Linked DNA regions of Homo sapiens: region 2 is linked to region 1. A link is a loop called in an ENCODE intact Hi-C map of the cell type or tissue named here. Cell type or tissue: mammary epithelial cell. All regions are shown on one strand. Each heading gives the region's core, and the rest is flanking DNA. Links, peaks and the distances in the headings are about the cores only.

Region 1 (8,343 bases), core at 139-8,138:
AGTCCAGGGTCTTCTGAAATAAAGAGTTCACAGTCAGTCTGGCAGTTCACAATCAGGCTGTCTGGCAGCCCCAGGCTCGCATTGTATCGCATTGACAGCCCTCAAGGCTGAGTTGGATGTGCTCACACACTCCTGTTCTCAGTCTCCACCCTCCATATGCTTTTGTATCTGGCCTATCAGACTCAGGGGTATCTGCAGATCATTACATACAGGCAGTCAGTTTGTGTCTTTCCCTCTCTCTCCCTCCCATTGTGTTTTATGCTATCATCGTGAATCATTGCTATTTGTATAAAAACAAATGGTGGCTTGTTGCTGCATGAGTTTGGGAGTACTTCTCCCATCTTTCCTCAGCTGAAGTTGATACTGTGGGTGTAAATTCAAGCTGCTATCACAGTTTGCCCCAATTTAGATTTACACTTCTGTGTTGATAGAGTGAATGTTTTATACACCTAGATACAGCCCCTAATAGGTGTGAATTCTAAGCAGATAACTATTCATAGCCATGATTAGCATTTCAAAAAGGTGTCAAAATCACTCAATTTGCTGTGATAAAGCAAATTTTAAAAACACAGGTAAGCTGAACAAGTGTTTAAACAAAAAGATGTAAGCAGCGTTTGTCTCTTCAAAATGAGTTAGAGACCTAGGTTTGAGTCCATGCTTTATTTAAGACTTTATCTCCAGACAAGGTGTCAATTATATTTAATTTTTTTGAAATCATAGCAGTAACCATCACAACTCAAATACCAGCTCAGCATGTAATCACAGTCTTAATTCTTATAACCAATTTATGTGCATACCATTCCCATTTTACTGTTGTAAAATTTAAAGTCTAAAGAGGTTTAAGTATTTAGGTTGGTGCAAAAGTAACTGTTGTTTTTGCCATTATGGTCAATGGCAAAAACCGCAATTACTTTTGCACCAATCTAATAACTCGCCCAAGACTACATATGTATATATCATACTTAACTGTAAGTCATTCTGCCTCTTATACATTTAAAAATGTTCTCTTAGTAAGAAACACAAGTTATTTTAGGGCTCAATACTTAACAGTACATTGCACTTCTATAGCATCATTTTACAAAGCAGTGCTAACTCATTAAATTCAGTATATCTGAATAGTTTCTGTTCTATTCTACTTCATTTGTTTAAGACAAACAAAAACTCTACATACAGCATCTTAAACACAACCTACAGTTTGAGAAACACTGACTTAGAAGCTTAACATAAAATGGAAAGATCTTTGCTGTATTTTACAATAAAAATAGTTCTTTAAGATTCCATGTTTAAAAAATGGTACAGATAAGATTTTTACATTTTGATGTAAGCAAATTACATAAAACCTGTGTGCAAATAATGAAAAAAAATAATAAAGTGGGGATATGAGAGGGTGAGTGGCGCTGTAGACAAAACAAGAATAGCAAAATATTAATATTGATTTTTTTAAGTTGGGTGATGGGCATAAGGGGCTCATGCTATTCTGTTTACTTTTAATTTGTTTGGAATTTCACATGGTAAAAAGGTCAGTTTTAAGAAGTGCACCAAGCTCTTAGATCCTGTTTTCCCAGAAGACTCCTGGTTGTATGAGAGCAGAACATGTGAAGGATGAAGTGTGTCCTTTCTTTGGTAAAGTTCCGAACAGAAAGTAGCCAGGCTGGATGGTAGCTGATTCTCCAGTCTTCTGATGATGCTAAGCTGCTCTGAAGTTGGGATTCTCACCTTGACATGATTGTCATTTGGGCTGGATAATTGTTTGCAGTGGGTGGCTGTCCTGTGGTATGGCAGAGTATTTAGTGGTATCACTAAACCCTAACCCCTAGGTGCCAGTAGCTCATCTGTATCCCTCCCCAGCAAGTGGCTACCCAAAACATCCTCAGATATTGTTGAGTGTCTGCTGGGAGCCCAGGTCACTCTCAATGGAGAATCTCTGCACTAGAGCTCAAAAATATTACCTCATTTTTGCATTTATGCCTCTCTAGGCTTTGAACAAAAATACAAAGCTTCAGAGGATCACTTTCTTCCCAAGCCTTAGGGTAAACCTGAAACAGATTAAGCCAAATAATAATACCCAGGGATTGACTAGGAAATACTAGATTCAGGCATCTGTATGAAATTGGGAATGTTGGTTAATGTTTTTCTACCTCAGTTATTTCATCTGTAACATGGGGGTGGTGGTAGTAAATGACATAACATGTGTGCATATTTATAAAAGCAGTTAGAGTATTGCCTGGCACATGTTCAATCTGAGTGTTTGCCATTATTATCTACCTACCACCCATAGTGCCAGAATTGTGGTTTGGATATCTTGGGGAGTGAAGTGATCCTCTGAAGTGCTGCATTAGTATTATGTTTAGTTATTAGTGCTCCTAAATGTGTCTGAGTGCTTTGAGCATGTTTGCTTGTATGTTTAGCCTAAGAGAGCTCCCTGAGTAGTTTCAGAGTTAAGAGAAGGAAGTGTGGTGGTAGTACGCAGTTGGTTTCCAGAGCTCCTCAAAATGGAGTGACTCTATAAAATCAAACTATGGTTTCTAAATTAATTTACCTATGAATATGAAAATACAACCACAGGCACATAGGACATGCTGAGCATCTGGCACTGGCCAGGCATCATCATTTCTGTGACCTCTTGGAGACACTGATAAGGAGCCTCCAAGACGAGCCTGATGGTTCTCCAGAAAATGCCTCCATCCCAGAGCCAGCTTTTCTGTTTTGGCCATGGGATAGGGTTCATCACTTCTATTCCCTTTTCAGCATACTTTTGACTTTGCTTATGTGATTTTGGCTAAGGTGGAATCATTATCATGCAAGTTAATCCTGAGAAGACTCTTCCCTCTAGAAAAATCAGACCTTTTTCTTCTTGCATTTTGAATTTTCCTTCTCACTTTATGAATACAGTAGTCCCCCCTTATCTAAGGTATCATTTTCTGTGGTTTCAGTTACCCAACGTCAGCTGTAGTCCAAAAATATTAAATGGAAAATTCCAGAAATGAACAATTCATAAGTTTTAGATTGCATTCCATTCCGAGCAGTGTGATGAAATCTCACACCATTCTGCTATTTCCTGGCTGAGGAATTGAATCCTTTCTTTATCCAGGGGACCCACGCTGTGGACGCTCCCCACCTGTGAGTCACTTAGGAGTCATCTCAATGATCAAGTCAACTGTTGCCATATTGCAGTGTTGTGTTCAAATCACCCTTGTTTTATTTTTATTACAGTGGATTTCTATAATTGTTCTATTTGATTATTGTTGTTCATCTCTGTCTTATTTCTAAATTAAACTTTATCATAGGTATGTATATATAGGAAAGAATAAAGTATACATAAGGTTTGGTACTATCTGCAGTTTCAAGCATCCACCAGGGGGTCTTGGAATGTATGCCCCACAGATAAGGGGGTCTACTGTATGCTCAGGAATTTTCCAACTGAAAACCATTAATCATGGCTGTCTCTTTACCCTCTACCCATTTCTAGCCATGATCCCATCTCTCTCATTCTCACTTATTGAAAGAATAGCTGATTCTTTCTGTTTCTCTGGTTCTTCACCCATTATTCACACATCTACCCACCACTATGTGGCTGATCCTTCCCAAAGACTCCACTGAATCTGGGCTTGATAACATCACGAAAAGCATTTATTTAGCAAATTAATTTTCTCTCCTTCCTTCCTCTTTCCTCTCTCCCTCTCTTTATCCCTCCTTCTCCTGTTTTTTCTGTTTCTTTATGACTTAAAACATTTATTGAGGTAAAGTTTACATGCCATTAAATTCACTCTTATTAGTGTACAATTCAGTGCCTTAGTAACTTTGATGGTCGACCATCACAACATCCTGTTTTGGAATGTTTCCATCATACTAGAAGGAACCTTCATGCCCATTTGCAGTTATGCCCCATCCCACTCCCAGCCCCAGGACATCTATCTGTTTGAATGTTGTCACTCTCTTGCAGAACTGAACACTCTGCACCCTTAGCTTTCCTAACACAGTCCACATGTGAGTCATACTGGGACTCTCAGAATGTTCCTTTTGTCTTCTTCAGAAGGGAGTTCATCTTCCTCTGCTCACACCCTTAACCGTTGGGTTTCTCTAACCTTCTCCCTCGGCCCAGTGCTTTGTGGGCTTTCCCCGAGTCATTTCTCTCACTCTCATGAATCACCTATCTGGTCTAGATTTTCCACTGTTCTGTGTCCCTGTGTTTATCTCTTTCCTTATCTCCTAGGTAAGCCGACCTTTTTCTCTAAGAATTACCTCAGATGCTACCTGTTCTAGGATGGTGCTGTGATATCCCCCGTTTTCTAATTGTTGGTTGTACTTCCTGTCTATAACTGTACATGGAAGAAGCACCACTCATGAGATGTAACCCTAAGTCAGCTTTCTAGTCTTTCCTGCCTGTTATGGGAGTTCTTCTCTTAGCTCCTTTCCTGCTGCAGATGAAAACTCAGGTAGCCCCACCCACTCCACTTCTGATAATGCTTAGGTAAGGGATACAATTTCAAGCAAAAAAATTAAAACGTCCTGTCTTATGTAATAGTTAAAAGGTAAAACTTGATTTAAAGGGAAAACTAATCTCCCTCCCTGGTGCTAATCTGGTGTGGAGCGAAGGTCTACAGTTAAAGAAATAATGTTTTGGCTTCTTTTCTCACCTAGCTCACCTACACTGCTTCCTCCTAACTCGGTAATTCCAATTCTGCTAAGTATTTTGCCCGGAAGAGAAGAAAGGAGACCAGCAAGTTCAACTTGATGGATCCTGTTGCAGTGGCTTAGCGTCATGTCACTTTGGACTTGCTAGAAGTGCAGAACTGGCGTTTTCTTCCAGTGGTTCTTCCATGGGTTCACTTGAGATTCCAAAACACTGGGGATATTTCCCCCTCAGTTCCCTGAATGTAGTGCTGCACTCTCCCTCTTCCCCACCCCAGCTAGCCACTTCCTTCTTTCTCAGCCCCCACAAGTCCAGAGATACCCTAGCTTTCCTCTGTGAGGTCTCTTTTCCCCAGAAGGGGGTTCTCCATCCCAGGATATATAATAACCACATTCCACAGGCACTCACCCCTGTGTGTCTGGCGCACAGGAAACGTCATGTATTCTGTGCCCCTAACATCTCTGAGAATCCCTTTCCTTCACCAGTTGCAACCCACTATTTGGCTCCAGCGTGCTCTCATTCTCATTTAGTGGTCTCATTTAGTATCATCCCAGACCACTGCATCCCTCCAAAGGCAGCTCTCTGTGGTCTCCTTGATGTGTAACCTTAAAGTGCAACTTAAAAAGGAGTACCTGCCTTCCTCTCTGTGAGGAAGAGTTCTTTCCAAAGTCACCCCTTTCTCAAATCCTCTACTCAGTCTCTGGACAACTCTGATGTGAGTGAGCTGTGAGAACCAGGCAAATGGTTTTGCAGGATCTCCTTTAAATGTTTGCACTTCTTTCTGGCACCTCCCTTTGGGATGTAATACCTGCTGAGTATTGGTGGTCCAGGAAACTTCGCATGAGCATCCTGTTACAGACCTCTGTCTTCCAGTCTAGAATCTCTTATTAAAATGTAGTATAATTATATTTATGGTCAGTGTGCTACTTGAGAGTGTCAGTGCCTTGAAGACATGAATTTATTTTAAAATATTCTTTCTCTGTGCTTATACCTGACATGCTGCAGGCATGCAGTGAATTTGAGTTTTTCCCCAAGATCACTCTCCTTCCATGATTATGAGGTGAGGAACAGAATGGTCTGGGCTAGTGTGCACAGTTAGAACTCAGTGTTGAAACTCTATTTCAGCCAAAAAGTTCTCGTTAGCACTTTTGATTTCATTTACCTTTTTCTACTCAGTGAATTTGAGTTTTTCCCCAAGATCACTCTCCTTCCATGATTATGAGGTGAGGAACAGAATGGTCTGGGCTAGTGTGCACAGTTAGAACTCAATGTTGAAACTCTTTCTATTTAAGCCAAAAAGTTCTCTTTAGGACTTTTCATTTCATTTACCTTTTTCTATTCAACTCCCAAAAAAATATTGTTTACAGATTTTTCACATTTTATCATTTTAGGAATAAATTGTTTTTTTTTCTTTTAAAAATGTTTCATTTCATAATTTATACCACTGTGAACACTAGTGTAATAAATGATTTTACAAATTTTTGTGGCAGATTACTGGGACATTGTCCTTAGTGGTAACCTCTCAGTAGTTTCAGAAAACCTTCAGAATGAGACTGAGGAACCACTCAAATAATAAGTAAATTATTTTGATAACTATATAAAAACATTTTAATTCTAAAAGTGAATTTATGGCACCTACATACATGTCAAGCTAAAACAAAATTGATTCTTAGAGTTGCCACTACATTTTCCAGTTGGTAAAGTTTCTAAACACGTGACCCAGGCAGCTGAGGTAGTGACTATGCAAACAAAATTTCAGTGCCACGTGTTGAGCTCTGTACTGTTTGAAATATTTTAACGTGGAAGATACATTACTTTTCTATTGTTAATCCATTGGAAAAGTTTATTAATGCTTTGGATAATAGATATATGTACACTGAAGAATATTTAAAATTTTTGAGAGACTGTATATTGAAAATTTTTATCTTTCTATTCTCTTCCTGACCCCACAGTTTTCCTCCCCAGAGTTAGCTGCTTTTAACAGGTCTCATATATCATTCAAGAACTATTTTGTATAGTTATAAATATATGTGCTGTATATATATATACTATAAACAGCAAATATGGAGACAAAAATACCCATATTTCTTTTTCACACAGTGTTTTGCACCTTATGTTTGTGGTTTACTGTGTCTTTGAAGTATTTTCATTTCATCCCAAAGAGAGTTGCTGCATTCTTCTACATTCGTGCCTATTATAGGGATGGTGCATTACTGCAGTGCATGTGCTTGAAATCAAGCAGTGGAATTTTTATGTTAATAGTCAAGTCCTTTCCCTTTACGGAGGAAGTAACTGAAATTAAACTTTCAATTGCCGGTTATATTAATACAGACCTTTGAAAATACATAAAATATCAGGTTATACTTCATGGCTCTCTAATGATCTGATTACTTAAGCATTCCATTGGTATCTATTGTGTGGGGAAAATAGGTTGTAAGTACACAGTTTCTATCTTTATTTCTCTTTGACAGATTTGTTCACCCACCTGTGTCTCTATTTCTTTATCTGAAAAATGGGGGGTGATAACAGAAAGATCCCCATGAGTGGTTGTGAGGATTATAGTGGGTTAATTCTAAAAGTGAATTTATGGCACCTACATACATGTCAAGCTAAAACAAAATTGATTCTTAGAGTTGCCACTACATTTTCCAGTTGGTAAATGTGCCTGGCACATAATGGGCACTCCATAAAAGTTAGTATTATTACATTACTATTTAGTTTCCTTCCTGGTATTGCAAAATTGTCTTTGCAGAAAAACATTCATATTATATTATATTATAAAGCTATTTTTAAATCCTAAGTAAATATATGGTGGCAAGGAATGTTATGTAGACTTAGGAAAGGTACATTCTTCATTATCGTACAAGGAGGTCTGGAATAATTTTCCATTGAATCAAAGGGAAGGAAAATCTACATACCCTTTATAATTATTTAAATTTGTCTTTGTTCATTTTGTTTCATGTTTAACTTGGAAGATGTCTTGGAAAAGAAGAGATCATGGAATTTGCTTATCATTTAGTTTTCCTTTCATTATTATATGTAGTAAGACCCTAAAGTCTAAGTTCCTTTTATGTGTAAAGGTTATTTTTAGGAAAATAATGACACTTAAAAAATGTTCCAAAAAAGCACCTTAGATTTGGCTACCTTGGAAAAGCATTAGACAGTGCTGTTCTCCTTCAGGGATGAAGACTTGCTTTCAAAATCCTGCAACACTGTTGAAACTCAGACTTGCTCTTAAACAAAAAGCTTGTCTTGAAACATGCTACAAGCGACATTATTGCATGTCAAGTACAAATAGTCATCCATAATTGCGGAGAGGCTTGTAAAGCAGTGTGACGTGGAATTGGCCAAGTTAATTTGAGGTTTAAAGCAAAGCAAGAGCATTGAAGCAAACCCTTTGTAAAGTATACTTAAAAAGTGTTGACATGTTATCTAACATTTTGAAGCATGTCGGTTGGCATGATTAGGTAACTGTGTCTTGTCCCTTTAGCTTGCACTTAGTTGAAACTAGTGGAATCAATTGAAAAACAGCTTTGTAATTTTTTTCTGGCATAGCATCAGTGATGTTGGTCTTGCCAGAGAAGATCTCTTTGAGTTGAGGACAAATTGAAAGAAGCTCTGAAACCAACACATAGCATCTCAGAATGTTCTGGCAATATTTTTGTATTGCCGCCCCATCTACTGCAATATACATACAACAAGAACTCTGA
Region 2 (8,343 bases), core at 34-8,033, 82 kb before region 1:
ACCCAATAAAACATTTTGTCACCTGCAGGGGGTTTGCCAACATGTTCCCAGATTGCAAGCAAAAAGATTATTTACAGTAACCAGTAACAACTGAAACAACCATAAACAACCTTTCTGTACCTGTTCTATTTCTTTTTCCTTTGGCTAAGTAGAGGAAGCTTAAGGAGTCCAAATTTACTGCAATTTAATTCTGATGGGGAAAAAGCACATGATTTTTATTTATAGCAGCGTGCTCTATCTATTCCTGTCTCCCCCAACCTCTTTTTAAAACATAAATAACCCCGGAATTTTTTGTAATCCAGCTATTACTCTTGTAGGGATGAGCAGTTTCCTGATAAAGTGAGAGAGGGCAAATGTGGCCAGAAGTTCCCTAATGTATTCAAGAATCCTGTTGTATGCTCATAGAGTAAGGGGGACTAGGGAAAAATCACCTGGTCAAGCCATTCATGCAATTTCTTTTTTTGTTATTGTTGTTGTTCTGTTTTGAGATAGGGTCTTGCTCTGTCACCCAGGCTGGAGTGCAGTGGTTCAATCATGGCCCACTGCAGCCTGGACCTCCCAGGCTCAAGCGATCTCCTCCTGCCACAGCCTCCCAAGCAGCTGGGACTGCAGACACACACCATCATGCTCAGCTAATTTTTAAATTTTTTGTTGAGAGGCGGTCTCACTGTATTGCCCAGGCTGGTCTCAAACTCCAGGGCTCAAGGGATTCTCCCACCTCAGTCTTCCAAAGTACCAAGCAACTTCTTTGTGGCAATTGGAAATGCAGGGGGCCTACATGCTGACTTTGCTGTAGGGAGCGGCACCTTGCATCTGACTGACCTGGGTCTTACCTCTTGTCCTCAAACCCCCTCTAGGAGAGTTTTTCCAGAAGTTCAGATTTCATTCTGAATTGCAGAGGACCACGCACGTATCTCTTGAGAAAATGATCAAACGTGAGAAAGTGCAGTTAAACCAGGCCTGGTTTGCCCAGGTTGCTTCTCTTGATGAGGTGTTGCTTCATTCCATCTGCAGGAATCACAGGGAGAGGATCAAGGAGAGGAAACAGGGCCATAAACTGTCAAGTCTAATTAAATGTGACTAGATTATTTAATATGAAGGGACAACGTGATACATTTTAAAAACAATGTCAGAGAATTATAAAATGAAAAGTATAAAGTCTCCTCTGCTCCAATTTCAGTCTCACTCACTAGGACTAACAATTGTTAACAGTATCCTTAGACATCCTTTCAGAAATTGTGAATGCATAAATATGGATACATACACACAAAAGGGTGCGTGCGTGTGTGTGTGTGTGTGTGTGTGTGTGTGTGTGTGTAAGTGCTTGTAAGCACAAAAACGGTACAGGTACCAACTTTCCTGTGCCGATCAACAGTACATGTCCCAAGTTCTCCTAACAATACCGTTTATTTATTTTTTTATTTATTTAGAGACAGGGTCTCCCTCAGTCTTTTGGTCTGGAGTGCTGTGGCACAATCATGGCTCACTGCAGCTTCCACCTCCTGAGCTCGAGTGATCCCTCAAGTGCTCCTCCCACCTCAACCTCTCAAGTAGTTGGGACAACAGGTGCGTGCCATGACGCCCACCTAATTTAAACTTTTTGTTTGTTTGTTTTTTGCAGAGACAAAGTCTCCCTATGTTGCCCAGGCTGGTCTCAAACTCCTGGGCTCAAGAGATCCACCTGTCTTGGCTTCTCAAAGTGCTGGGATTACAGGAGTGACCCACCTCCGCCCAGCCTCTAAGGATACCTCTTGGAGGTCATTTATGCCAATACTAGTAGATGCACCTTTCTCTCTGCCGCTGTATGTCTCCACTGTATTTTATCAGCCACTCTCCTAATGAAGGACAGGTAGGTTGTTCCCAACTGTTTTTCGTACAACTAAAGTTGCAGTGTTTGCACGGGTTTGACTGGAAGTAAGTCACCAGCGGTTCAGCGCAAAGGCTCAGGACTGCAACAGGCTTATTCAAGTCCGGGTTCTCCAACCCACCACTGTGTGTATACTTGGGCAAATAAAGGTGGTAAGATCTACTTCACAGGGTCCTTGACAGAATATAGTTGCGATTATTCTCACAACTGACTCATTGAAACTTTAAGCAAACCAATTTCCTCATCACTAAATCCGGGAATAATAATAGATCCAGGTTGCTCTGGGGACTGCATGAACTAATTGATTTAGCGCAGTCCACGACCTGCTACCTAGTGAGCCCTTAATAATTATCCGCTTTAATATTAAAATTGGCAATCTTTGCGCACTTGTGGGAGCGCAGCTGCAGGAGGCTTTTCTAGAAGTGGAATTCCTGCCTTAACCCCGTGTTCCGAGGGCCCTAACTGCGTGGCACGAGGCCACCCGGAGGTGACACGGTGACCGCCGCCCAGCCCGCGCCGCCGCCCAGGGCCCTGCGGAGGCCGGACACACGTGGGTGCACGCGGCCGAGCGCAGGGCCGCGCGGGGTCCGGCCGGCGCAGAGGCGCTGGGGGCGCCGCAGACGCGAGGCTCGGGACCCAGTTGGCTGCTCCGCCGCGCTCCCCGCCCCTCCCTCCCTCCAGTCCGCCCGGTCTCCCCTCCCTCCAGCGTCCGCGTCGGAGCCGGAGCCGGAGCCGGAGTGGCGGAGGCACGGGCAGTGCTCGCTAGGCGCCGGCAGCAGCCACAGCAGCCTGGCGCTTGGCGGCGGCGGCGGTGGCAGCGGCGGGCGGGCTGGCGCCGTGGACTGGGCCGGGAACCGTGCGGACGAGGGTGCTGCGCCTGCGGCGGCGGCGGCTTACGCGGGCGCGCACGGCGGCCCCCCGGGCCCGGACTAACTGCGGCGGCGGCGGTGGCGGCGGCGGCGGCGGCGGCGGCGGCGGCGAGTGGGCCGTCGGGGCGGGCGTCTGGCGAGCTGCAGAGACCAGGTAAGTCCGGGATGCCCGACTCCTGGCGCCGGCCGGGCCACAGGGATGAGCCACCTGCCAGGGCAAACTTTACGCCCTGGCTTCATGGCTCCTCAGCCCCGAAGTTTGTTTGCAGGGAAATGCACCTGACGGGTCGAGAATAAAAGATGCTTCTCTCATCGGACTTGCTCTGGGGAGATTATTTTTCCCCTTCTGGGGCGAGGATTGGTTTCGGGTTGGGAAGGCTGCATCCCCAGCTGGAGCGCTGAAAATTGAGTGGTAGGTCCCTTGGGCTTGCCCTTCGCGCAGTGGATTTGACCAGTTAAAGTTGGGGGAAAAAAGTTGTGACTCCTAGGGATGCTGAGGAACAATTCCAGGTGCATGATGCAGAATGTGGGAATGTGATACCTCTTTGCTGGAACCACCCCCCAGGCCCAGATTCCCAGGTCTGAGAAAGCTAGGGTGGCCGATTCTTTCATTAGCGATCAAGTTTTCTAAGCTGCATTTTCTTTCTACTCACAGATCAGCAGCTTGGGACGGAGTTCCCCGTCGCGTTTATTTGTCAGGTTTACCCTGCTGCGCTGTAGTCCAGGTTTCCTGAGCTCGGACCCTGGTTTCAGCTGTTTCTGTGTTCTCTGAGGAGCCTGCAAAGCTAACCAAGCAGGTAACAGAATAGCAGAAACAGAAAACCAGGAAGTGCCAACCGGGCACCGGGGTCATAGCACCATCAGGAATTTTTTCTGGTCGCGTGAAATGAACGAACAGCTTCTGGGCTCTGCTTGTGCAAAGCTCCGTACAACTCTCCAATCCGTATGTCTTTCCCTGTATTGCATTTGCTTATTGATTTACAACAAGGAGATGTGTCCAGAGGTATTATTTAATAACAAACGGTGTCCGCTACGGTAAGGACAGCAAACCTCCTTTCAGAGGCAAAGAAAGGGGAACAGAGCTCTGGGAAAGGGGTAGCCAGTCTGCTAACCTCAACCCAAGATGCAGGGAAACAGAGCTAGAAAAAGCAACAGACAAGGAGGGCGTGATGTGCAGGAGGGAGGTCAGAAACCCCAGCTCATATGGTGAGTAGGTAAATCCAGAAATAATTTTAAAATGATTAAGCAAGAATAACTAAAAAAAAAAAAAAAAAAGTAGGAAGACTGTACGTGCTGTGGTTTCTGTCTACCCCCACAGAGATGAATATCACACTAGCTGAAAAAGAATCCTGATCTGTAAATAGATTAAAAACAGGAATTAATCAGAACAATGAGTCAGAGCCCTTCAGAGATTGAAAGGAGGAGTAATTGCCTTTGAAAGAGCTTATATCTCAATATCAAGTCAAATGTGTTACTTTTGCTTTGCTAGATGTGTTTACTAACAGTAACCTGACTTTGGCTGCAGTAACCTGGCATCTTGGTTCATGGTTTTAACCATTTGTGGGTCATGGGACTAGGGAGAAAGTTGACTGCAGGTTAATATTCATATCAATTTGTGCAACATTTGTAAGATGCCTAATACGTGCATGTCACTGGTTGCAATGGGAGAGGTCCTTGTGAATGTTCATTAAAGAAATCTGATCGGGTTCAGCCTCACTAAATGGAAGGATGTTGGCTTGCAAATAATAAAGAGTGGGGTTGGGAATTATTGGTCTTTGAATACTTGCTTGAAATTAGTTGAGAGTAAACATGTGGTTTGAGGACCCCCAAAATGATCAGTATCCACCAGGGAAATATAGCAAATTGCTGTACACTTTTATAAGATGAATAGTAAGGCTGAATGCATGCAAGTGGCCCTTCTGTCTAAAAGTAGGATAACCGAGACACCGAGTGTCTAATTGATATGCAGGGTAATAGATTCAGGCTGTGGCCGCCACAGACAATAACATTCAGCCTCATGTCCTCCTCACTGTCTGGATGTCATTAATGTCAGCCCGAAGACATGAAGATGTTAAGTTCATTTCTCCAGGAGAACTCTAACTTTTAAATATTCTTCACAACACAACCAGATAGCCCAAGTGTACCTTAAAATGGCAACAAAGCATTTAATAGGAGCAAAGTGCTGAGCACTTTCAAGTAGAGAGAAGATTAGCCGTGGACAACAAGCTGTAGCCTTTCCTTTGCTGATTTATGTTCAATTTTATCACTGTCACATTTCATATATGCCCAGTTATTACAAACTAATAGCCTCTTTTCTCTGCTTGCAAAATATGCATCTTTCTCTTTTACAAGTTCCTAACTCCTTCTCACACATTCAGTACACATCTTCCAGCTTTGTTTTTACTGCAAAATTTAAGTGTCCAACTTGAAGTTCTCATTAACTCTTAATATGGTTCATGCTGAAATAGTATATAGATATAATTGCTGCTTCCAAACTGTCAGATCTGTATATCGCTATACTGTGGCAATACTACAAAACAGAGAAGCTTTGACTGGTTTCCAATCACCAGTTAGTAAGTTGTTAGCAGTAAAACTAATGTTAATTTTATGTAGTGGAATATATTCAGATGGCAGGAGGATTTATTGATGCTGTGCATGTTTGCCTGCTGTCTCTGATTTAGTTGTCACCACCAGTCTGCCTTTAAGCCTTCTTATCTTAGCAAGGTACTTTGTCTCTATGAAGGTGAGCATCTTTAAGGTGCTCACTTGTAGTTTTTAATATGCACACATGCATATGCATATACTTTTAACATGCATATATAATTAATCACTTAATGCTGGTGGACAGTTTCCTTTCTTATGCTTGAAAAAAGTGCAATGGAGAATATCATTGTTGCAAAGATAGTTGGCAAGAGAATATGGGGCCACGGAACAGTTTAAGATAGAACATTTCTTTGAAATTGAGGGGTGACAGATCTCATTCTCATATCCAATTTGTATAAACATTTCAGAAATGGATCGAGTGTTGTAAATGGTTTTTATCTTATAGTCTCCCCTGCACTCATCTCTTAAACACAGTGGGACATTTCTTTGGAAAAATTGCTGCAGGAGAAATGCACTCCCTGGTTGAAACTTTGTATGCCAAGTTTCAATCCATAGTACATTTTTATTTTCCCCCTTTTATGTACATGTTATAAACAAGAAATAAGGGTTTGTAATAGAAGTGCTGGCAGAACTTTATAGCATTTCAAACAGCTTTGCTACTTGGAATGTAAATATTTGTAGAATCTTTACTGTGCAAGAACCTGCCTTGCAAGGAATGAGGAAAAATGACTATTTTCTTAAGTAGGATAAAATAATTCAGTGAGTTTGCATATTTCTTGTTGCAGACCTATTGGCATTTGAAGACATAGATTATCTATGTTGTAGTGATTCCATAGCATTCTCTTAGGTGCCTTTATAACTCAGCTTGTAAATTTCCTATGTTCTAAAACAAGAGAACAATTTTGTCCCATTTGTTTTTTAAGTCCCTTGACTTTGATTACCTTTCAGATGTTAAGATATGAGATCCATATTTCAAAACTGCTTGATTATATTACTGATAAATGAGGCTGTCAGTATACTGTTTTAATAGGGTAAATCTTGACACCATCACAATACTTCAAGTGCTTTTATTTTGGGGAACTAGTACAACTCAGACCTTATATGTCCTTTTGGTTCTAACCCTGAAATATCTCTCACATTCGCCCACTTCCCTCCATGTTCACCCACGTCCTCCTTCTCCAAGTCCCCATCTTCTCTCCTGGGATAACTACACTGGCTTCCTTGGCTCCTTTCGTACTTCTTCCCCCAAATCATCCTGCATAGCAGCCAAGACTTCTTTTTTTTTTAATGTAAGTTAAATTAGTACTCATCTACTCAGAATGCTTAAATGGCTTTTCATTGAACTCAGAATAAAATCCAAACTATTAAATATTACCTGCAAGGCTGTGTGGGATTTAAACACTACTGTCCCTTTGACAATTCCTAGCAAGCTTTTAGGAACAAGAGCTTCTTAGACCCTTTTTCATTTCTGCAGATGTGTTGAGCTCTTTCCTATGTTAGGGATCATTCTGTTCTTTTGCCCAGTAGCCCTGTCCAGCCCTAACGCCTAAACACACATACGCACACACGTGTGCACACACACAAACTCACAGGGTTTTTTTTTTCATTTTTGTTTTTTTCGACAGGGTCTCACTCTGTCACCCAGGCTGGAGTGCAGTGGTGCGATCATGGTTCACTGGAACCTCGACCTCCTGGGCTAAGTGATTCTCCCACCTTAGTCTCCTGAGTAGCTGGGACTATAGACACACACCGCCATGCCCTGGCTAATTTTTGGATTTTTTGTAGAGATGGGAATTCACCATGTTGCCAAAGCTGTTCTTGAACTCCTGAACTCAAACGATCTGCCCACCTCGACCTCCCAAAGTGCTGAGATTATAGGTGTGAGCCGCTGAGTCTGGCCCACATAGAGTTTTTGACTGCTACTCATCCCTTAGGCCACAGTGTAAATATCATTTGCTTAGAGAGGGCTCTCTGATTTCCTTCCTACCCTGAATGAGGGCACTTCTGATAGGCTCTTTCTGTTCATTTCCTTGGTATGCTTAGTATAACTTGGAACTGTACATTTCCTTACCTGATTGTATGTTTATATTCTGTAAGTACCTTGTAAGCAGTTACCACATCTATTTTATGCATTATTGCAAAGCAGCTTCTGTCAAAGTATCTGGCCCACAGTGGAGTTTGATAAACCTATGACAACTAAGCTTATTGGTTTGCTGAGCTTGCCATATGTAACCAAAGATCCTGTCAAGAAGGTCCGTATTCAGCAGAAGTCTGCAGCTGACTTTGACAGTATTCTTTCTGTCACATTGCCCGTGATCTCGTACATCTCTTGGACACCTGCTACTTCAAACCAATGTTGTCCAAAATGGAATTATCATTTTTCCTCTCAATCCGTTTCCTAAGAGCTTAGGTGGTCTGTTCTTCCTTTAGCTATCATTGGGGTCATCAAGGCATCTGGAGTCAGTGGTCTTTGTCACCATCTTCTCCCTTTGCCATTGTAGCCAGTCCACCGATTAAAAATACAAGAACATTCATTCAAGCAATGTGCCAGGCTGGGTTTTAAGTACTTCTCACCTAAATGCAGGAGATTAAGAAATGACTTTCTCCTCACTCTCTTTCTTGTTCCAATCTATTTGACACGCAGTGCTGTATTAATCCATGAGGCCGACCCCTTGGGTCACTGGACACCCACTGCATAGAGAAAAATATGCTACTGATGCAGCCTGTCTGTATGTGACTTCTCCCTAATTCTCCCCTGATACTTAACACTCCAGCTATAATACATGGGTCTTTTCAAACTTCCTTGAAAACTCAACATGGCCCTGCTTCAGTGTTCTTGCATGTGCTTGGAACACCCATGACTTCCACTCCACTCTCCTTATTCCCGTGTTGACTCATTTCCACCCTCAATTCTTTGTTGTTTCGTTCAGGAAAGCTCTTTACTTCCAACCTTACCATTTGTCAAGGTGATACCCAACCTAGCCATTCCTCCAGGTAGCCTTG

The links. A loop is a pair of places that touch in the nucleus more often than their neighbours do. Peaks named below come from ENCODE experiments on the same cell type or tissue, not always from the same donor. Only the 100,000 strongest peaks of a DNase experiment are listed, where the experiment ranks them.
Region 2: it touches region 1 in a loop (3-fold over the local background); 3 of 110 quality-filtered maps call a loop at or near these places.

The regions. Positions count from the first base shown.
Region 1 is chr3:74,527,376-74,535,718 of GRCh38, reverse strand. All of the region lies in intron 1 of CNTN3 (contactin 3), which reads left to right. Among named protein-coding and RNA genes, the nearest start is that of CNTN3, 83 kb to the left of the region's middle. In mammary epithelial cell, for the core only: no CTCF peak of the experiment used is centred there; DNase peaks (open chromatin) are centred at 198, 3,078 and 4,038; H3K4me3 peaks cover 254 bases; H3K27ac peaks cover 4,460 bases.
Region 2 is chr3:74,608,938-74,617,280 of GRCh38, reverse strand. It overlaps CNTN3 (contactin 3), which reads left to right and starts at 2,622. Exons shown (of 23, transcript NM_020872.3): 1 at 2,622-2,890. LOC105377166 (a long non-coding RNA gene) reads right to left here and starts at 3,478. Exons shown (of 3, transcript XR_007096257.1): 1 at 3,390-3,478; 2 at 834-1,008. In mammary epithelial cell, for the core only: no CTCF peak of the experiment used is centred there; DNase peaks (open chromatin) are centred at 2,560, 3,530 and 4,050; H3K4me3 peaks cover 3,012 bases; H3K27ac peaks cover 2,686 bases.